2 separate regions of the Homo sapiens genome follow, and region 1 is linked to region 2. Evidence: read pairs that join two places in POLR2A ChIA-PET (ENCODE). Cell type or tissue: CD4-positive, alpha-beta T cell. All regions are shown on one strand.

What was found. Peaks named below come from ENCODE experiments on the same cell type or tissue, not always from the same donor. Only the 100,000 strongest peaks of a DNase experiment are listed, where the experiment ranks them.
Region 1: POLR2A ChIA-PET joins it to region 2 with 5 read pairs; 2 of 35 experiments call an interaction of 5 or more read pairs at or near these places.

What each region holds. Positions count from the first base shown.
Region 1 is chr2:55,061,650-55,065,649 of GRCh38, forward strand. It overlaps a transcript of RTN4 not described here. Among named protein-coding and RNA genes, the nearest start is that of RTN4, 13 kb to the left of the region's middle. In CD4-positive, alpha-beta T cell, no CTCF peak of the experiment used is centred here; a DNase peak (open chromatin) is centred at 1,772.
Region 2 is chr2:55,363,142-55,367,141 of GRCh38, forward strand. CCDC88A (coiled-coil domain containing 88A) reads right to left here. Exons shown (of 33, transcript NM_001365480.1): 6 at 809-892. Among named protein-coding and RNA genes, the nearest start is that of CCDC88A, 55 kb to the right of the region's middle. In CD4-positive, alpha-beta T cell, no CTCF peak of the experiment used is centred here; no DNase peak of the experiment used is centred here.

The sequences.
Region 1 (4,000 bases), 300 kb before region 2:
GTTTGATTGCTTCGTCAAGGTACCAGTTAGCTTGTTTCTCTTCCCCTTGTGATTTCTGTAAAGCTGAAATTATGTTATGACAAATTGATACAGAAGAGGGGCAGGGAAGTGCTGGGAGGAGAAAGGTGGGTCCCTGGCGAGGGCTCCACCCCCGGTCCTGTGCCCATAGACCTAGGTGACGACAGGCACTCCTGCCTTGGCGCCCAAATGTTGCATTTCCCAAGACCCCCTTGGCCTGCCACGCCCCCATCCTGTGCCTATAAAAACCCGAGACCCTAGCAAGGCAAACACACAAAAACGGCTGGACGTTGAGAGAAGCACATTGGCGGAGGAACACACAAGCGGTTGGATTTCGAGAGGACATCAAGAGCACGTCAAGAGCACGTCAAGAGCACACGGACAGGCACTGGCACGCCGGCAGGTCATTGACCGGCAGAACAGAGTTTGGCCAGGGCTGTCAGAGAAGAGTCGGGCCGCCAAGCAGCCCGACTTCCAGCGGAAAACCATCTGCCTTCTGGCTCCTCCATCTGCTGAGAGCTACTTCCACTCAATAAAACCTTGCACTCATTCTCCAAACCCACATGAGATCCAATTCTTCCGGTACACCAAGGCAGGAACCCCGAGATACAGAAAGCCCTCTGTCCTTGCAATAAGGCAGGGGTCTAATTGAGCTGACTAACACAAGCCGCCTACAGATGGCTAAACTAAAAGAACACCCGTAACACGCCCACTGGGGCTTCAGTTGTAAACATTCACCCCTAGACACTGCCGTGGGGTCAGAGCCCCACAGCCTGCGCGTCTGTGTGCTCCCCTAGAGGTTTGAGCAGCGGGGCACTGAAGAGGGGAGCCACACTCCTATCGCATGCCCTGAGAGGGGGACAAGGGAATCTTTCCCATTTCAAAATTAAGGCCCAATTAGACTCAAATTTGAACATTTTTGGCAAGATTGTGTCGCAAGTAGTACTGTGTACTTCAAATCACATCACATCAGGAGACACAGAATATCTGACCCCTGGATTGAGGTGATGACAGCCTGACTTTTTCACTGTAAAGCTTTGTTCTTTCATGGACAGAAGTAATCTGTGCAGAGGTTTTGTTTTGCTTTGTTTGGCACCTTATGAATGTCCTTTATCATTAGCCATCTACCTGGTCATTTTAACATCAATTGAAAATCCTTGCCTGATTCAATAATTTCACTAAGGAACCCTCAATTTTTAACAGTGTGTATAAAATCTCAATTACTTTGAATAAAAACTGTATTTGCCTTCCTGACTCCAGCTGTATGGAATACAAGCATGATGGCTGGAACTGGGGCAACCATTTTGGACTGTGAGGTGGAAGCCATATGCTTAATTTGGTGGAATAGCTAGAGGGAAGAAGCCTAGGTCTCTTATGACCATGGAGCTACCATACTAACCTTGATCTACCTGCCTCTAAACTTCGTTTATATGAGAGAAAAATGAACTATCATTTTTAGCCACTGTATATTTTTCAGCAGTTGAACCAATTCCTGACACAGCAAAGAAGATAATAAAACAAGCATATAATTATAATTTTGGTAAATTATATTTTAAAAAAATAGAAGATGGGAATAGAAGATAGTGGGCTTCTTAGGTGAGGCGGGAAAGCCTTCGCAAGGAGGTTACATTTAAGTGGAGAGTAGAATGCTGAGAAGCAGTAAATTGTGTGAGGTGGTAGGGAGTTTCCTAAACAGAGGAGACTGCGTGTGGGAAGTGGTAAAGTAGAAAGGGCTTGCTTGGCATGTTCACAGAATTAAAAGGAGGCCATGTAGCTGGAACTTAATGACACCAGATGGTGGGGGAGAGGCTAGCAGATGCAACGTCATTTAGGACTAGCAGGCCATAGTAATGAGTTGACTTTTTTTTTCAAGCATAATGGTAAGGGTTGTAAGCAGGAGAATAACACTGAATTATGTTTTAGTTATTCTGGGCCCGACGCAGTGGCTCACACCTGTAATGCCTGCACTCTGGGAGGCCAAGGTGGGTGGATCACCTGAGGTCAGCAGTTCCCGACCAGCCTGGACAACATGGTAAAACCCCGTCTCCACTGAAAATACAAAAATCAGCCGGGCGTGGTGGTGGGCGCCTGTAGTCCCACCTACTTGGGAAGTTGAGGCAGGAGAATTGCTTGAACCTGGGAGGCAGAGGTTACAGTGAGCGGAGACTGGGCACTGTACTCCAGCCTGGGCAACAGGGGGAGACAGTCTCAAAAAAAAAAAAGTTACTCTGACTGTTCTGTGGTGAACAGAGGGCAACAAAACTGAAAGCAGGCCAAGCGCAGTGGCTCACACCTGTCCTCTCAGCACTTTGGGCGACCAAGGTGGGAAGATTACTTGAGGCCAGGATTTCAAGACAAACCTGGGCAACAAAGTGAGACCCTCTCTCCTCAAAAAAATTTAAAAATTAGCCAGGTGTAGTGGTGTGTACCTGTAGTCCCAGTGCCTCAGGAGGCTGAGGCAGGAGGATTCCTTGAACTCAGGAGTGGCACCATGATGGCTGTACTCCAGACTGGGCAATAGAGCAAGACCATGTCTTAAAAAAAAAAAAAGAAAGAAAAGAAAAGAAAAAAGAAAACACATAACAGAAATTTATTTTCAAAAGAAACATCTAGAGTCATCCCAGACCAACTACAGCACTTTGGCAACAATTATTCATATTTAAAATGATAACACAAACATTCTTTTTTTTTTTTTTTTTGAGACAGAGTTTCACTCTGTTGCCCAGGCTGGAGTGCAGTGGCACTTGATCTCGGCTCACTGCAACCTCCGCCTCCCGGGTTCAAGCAGTTCTCCTGCCTCAGCCTCCCAAGTAGCTGGGATTACAGGTGCCTGCCACGACACCCAGCTAATTTTTGTATTTTTAGCAGAGATGGGGTTTCACCATGTTGGTGAGGTTGGTCTCAAACTCCTGACCTCAGGTGATCCATCAGCCTTGGCCTCCCAAAGTGCTGGGATTACAGGTGTGAGCCAATGCGCCAGGCCTACACAAACATTCTTAAATCATTAAAGAATATGTTGGATTTCTATACAAAAATACCGAGACTGTGAAAGTACAATAACTTACTTAAAAATGTTCATGAGTGAGAAATAGAGTTTTCTGGTTAATCTTTAGTTAACAATGAGTCAAATTAATTATAATGTAAAATTCCAGTTAATTGAGACTTTGTTAAATTATGTGATTAACTAAACATATGAATTTTTCCCTAACATAACTTTCCTTTTTAAGGAATCACTTATATGAAAGTGATAGGGTATCAAATTAGATTAATAATATAAATTAATAGCTTTAATTTTCCATTTCGAATGCATGTGTTATATTATATGTGTTTGTAAACATTGTACCCCAAATAAGCCAGTAAGCATATGCTGGAAAGAATGCAAGCAAAATTACAGAGATAAGTTGAGTATGTTACTGGTTGATATCTGTAGCCTGAAAAAGCCATCGGTTCTACTCTCATAGGATGTCTTCTTTATTCAGCATTCTACGGGAGTTTTTTCATATCAGAATCCACTGGCATGCCAATATCCAGCTTACATAAATAGCATTTTACTAGAGCATTTGCTTTTATTTATACCACATTTTCTTTACATTTCTATAACTAAAAGCTTTCTTAAAATTGCACTCATAATCTCTGTGTTTTATCCCATCTGCCTTCTACTGCTATTTGCTAGTGTGATGAATGTGTTATACTACCTCTATGAAGGGCTGCCTTTGTAGGCATATTAACACATTTAAACCAAAATGAGATCAAGTAAGAACATACCTAAGAAAATTAATGGATATCCACCAAAAGACATGTAAAAGTGCTCATGGCAGCTTTATTATAATATCTAAAACTTATAAAATAAAAAAAAAATTTTTCATCAAGAGTAGAATGGATTAATTCATGTAAGGGAATACTATAAAAATGGTTTGCAATAAAAAGAGCAAACCACTACACACGCTAATATAACTCAACCCTAGAGAACCCACGTTGAACA
Region 2 (4,000 bases):
CTACCTATAAAACTACATCTTGTAAAGTACTAATATGCTTATTGTTGATAATAATGTTACTGATAAGAAATCTGGGCTTTACAAATGCTAAATAAGAGAAAAGATGTCCTATGGAACACAAAAGTCTTTTGAACAAAGAATATTTTAAATACTACCAATTTTCACTATAAAAAATTTTCTTTTCCCTTTTCTAATCAACATGTAAAATTTAACATACTAATTCTAAAGTGTCTTTATAAGATTAAAAGCCCAAGAATAGACAGACATAGAAACAGCAGCTTTTAAAATGAATCTTAACAAATTTTAATTTCAATTATTTGACACTGCACAATATGCCCTAGACTTAAGTTTTTATATGAATGCTACAAATCATTAATGTGTTTATAATTCAAGTAATATCTTTAATAAAAATTATGCATCTATTCTTTCAAAAGAAAATCAATGGAATAATACTAAGCTTGTCATCTTACCTCACTATCGTTTTGAATTACAAGCAGTGTTCCACTTTCTGCTGTTTCCATTTACTGCTTTGTAATCCATTCTAACAAAGACATATACCTCATTCCTCAAATAACACTTTCTGCCTATGTCACTATAGAATAAAGGCAAGAGTATATTTGTAGTTAACAGTGTGCCAAGTGTAAGAAACTATCTCTAAAGAGAAGACAATTTGTATAAAAGCAGGGTCCATCTATATTTGTTGATTTGTTCTTGCTTATTCTATGACTTTGAAGTATTTTAGGAGATAGACAAATAAACACACCACAAGCTTCATAAATAGCACGTAAAATTGTATATATGTCATTACCTCTTGAATATGTGCGGCAACCGCTGCTTTTGTATCAAAATCTAAACCTTGAATTCTTTCAATAAATTCCTCTTTTTTCTGACACTAAAATAAATGAATAAAATAGTTATTCATACTTTATAGGGTATGGTCCTTAAAATGTTATATATAACTAAAACTTTATGAGGTTTGCTATATTTTGAAAAGTATAGTAAGAGTTTTGTTTTGCATTTAAATTGTCCAACATACTTACCTAATAAACAACAATTTAGAAATAATTATTTTAAAAAGCAAGGCACTGAAAATCCATACTATTTTTATGCTGGAAAGTTCTAAAGTGGGAAACCATTACACAACCCATCTGAGGTTAGCACAATATTATTATGCTAACTTTACACACAGAGAAGTAAAGAATCAAGAACTTGTTTCAGTGAGGATAAGTTACTTGCCAAAAAACACAGTGAGTCAGTGGCAGAATTCGGAATACAGCCAAAATGCTCAGTCAGTCCCTGACTATTACCAAACAACACAGCCTTTCTTCTTGGAAAAAAAATTTAAGCAATTTTTACTTCAAGCTTACAATTCATTCTCACATCTTCATCCTATCAAGCTTAATAAAAGAAACCCACTTTTGTGGCCCAGTTCAACATTTATAACATAATCTAATAAATATTTGATTTGTTTCTAACAGAGCAAAGTTACCAGAGGCAAACTTAAAAAATATATACATGAGTACACACGTAACCAAATGGAATAAAGGGGGTAATTCTTTATTGTGTAACTTTTAAAAAGCTTTATATAAATTAAAAATATTAAAATGCAAAACAATCTTTTCCTTCCAGTCAGCATTAACAATTTAACATGCATTTTAATCTCCACCTTCACCTACATCTCTAATGCTGCAAACCAACTGCTAGTATCACTGTATTCTTACAGCTAACAAATGCAAAGTGCCTACAAAATAGACAGCACTGCCTTGTCTAACTTAGATGCATCTCCTGGGCCAATTACTGAACTACTAGTGAGGACAATATAGTCACAAAATTACAAACTAGCTCTTTGATCATGAAACTTATAAGGCTCTGATTTATGCTTTACGTGTTTATTTTATCAAACTGTAATGCTATATTTTCTACTACTATACAATTTAAATACACTTCCATCAATGCAGAAAGTTCTATATCTTGTAAACACAGAATTATTAGGATAATAAAATGGTTAAAACTAAATTACCAGAAATGTATAATTCCTAGCTGTGATTAGGAAGTCAGAGTTTTGGGTGGATGGAATAAAACTTAGTGGGTTTAAACTCAAGAATTTTTTTCTAGCAAATAATACTTGACAGGCCTTGTAAGAACAATTAAGAATTACGTTCTAATCATAAATTCATAGCATATATAACATAATTAACTTTTCAGGTATAGTAACATCAATTTTAAAATTTAACACTACCAAAATTGTTGACCTACACAGTTTCTGAACCTATCAGAACACAAAACAGCATAATTATTATCAAAGGTAATGACTATGACTCACCAAAGAGTTCCTTAATTCAACTGCCGTATCTTTCTCTGCCTTCAGTTTAGACTAAATAGATATACTTCCCTTTTCTAAGCCAGAGCCACTTGTTTTTTACTTGTACTATCTTTAGGAGCTCGTCCTTTAGCACAATCTCAACACAAATCAATGAAAATTTTCCCTTTACTCTTGTAACACACACGATTTCTACTAAATCTCACACCTTAATTTAACTCTTAGAAGCTAAGCATTCTCAAAATGTTTTATAAACAGGTTGGGCTTCCCTAAGGATACAGAATAAATTTCATAGGCTTTTGAAGGCTAAAAAAGAGAAAGACTGTCAAGATGGAAAAAAGAATAAAATATTCACACTTTGAAGCTGAATAATCAGATCAAATTTCTATATGAGAGCTGCCCAATACGGTGATCATTAGCTATATGCAGCTACTGAGTACCTGAAATGTAGCTAGTGCAACTGGGAAACTGAAATTTTAATTTAATTGTAATTAATTTTAATTTAAATAGCCACATGCGGCTAGTGGCTACTGTATTGAATAGGCCAGCTCCAGAGCATGAGAAAGTCTGGTGTTAAAAACAGATATATAGCTTAATACCAGCTGTGAAGACTAAATAATATCAGCAAATTGTTTTTTCCAATTAAAATTAAGCTCTCTTATCTTTATGTAAAGTTCTTAAACTATCATGGGCACTAAAATTAATTTTTTAACTCTATTGTATTATAGTAACTGATTACTAAGCCAGTAGATTACCATGATATTCTAAGAATACGACATGGAGGCCAGGCGTGATGGCTCAAGCCTGTAATCCCAACACTTTGGGAGGCTGAGGCAGCTGGATCACCTGAGGTCAGGAGTTCAAGACCAGCCTGGCCAACATGGTGACACCCTGTCTCTATTAAAAATACAAAAAATTAGCCAGGCATGGTGGCAGGCGCCTGTAATCCCAGCTACTTGGGAGGCTAAGGCAGAAGAATTGCTTGAACCCAGGAGGCGGAGGTTGTAGTGAGCCAAGATTGCGCCACTACACTCCAGCCTAGGCAACAGAGCAAGACTCTGTCACACACACATACACACACACACACACACACACACACACACACACACACACACAAGATATGATGTGGAAACTTGGACATAGGAAAAAAGCAAAAAAAGTGATTAGGGTGGGAGGTGGGTGGGAGAGATATGCATAAACCCTAAAGTTGTACATCTTCTACCAGAGATCTTAAGCCCTTAATACTTTATTCCTCAAATTCCTCATATTTTCAATACCTGCTCTATGATCTTAAAGAAAGAAGACAGGTTTATATGGAAAAGCTATACTAAAATAGAGGAAATGGCACCCAAAACAAGCTATTGAACAAGAAAATAATAAGACAAGGAACACATTATAGTGTTTTAAATAAGAAAACCGATAATATAGGTCTAAACAAATCATAGTTCTACCAAAGAGCAATAAGCAGGGATTCAAACAGACATTTGTACACTCATGTTCATAGCAACATTGTTTACAAGGGCCAAAAAATGGAGGCAACTCAAGTGTTCATCAATGATGAATGGATGAACAAAATTTGGCATATATAAATAATGGAATATTATTCAGCCTTAATAAGGAAGGAAACTGACACATGCTATAGCATGAAAAAACCTTAAAGACATTACGCTAAGTGAAATA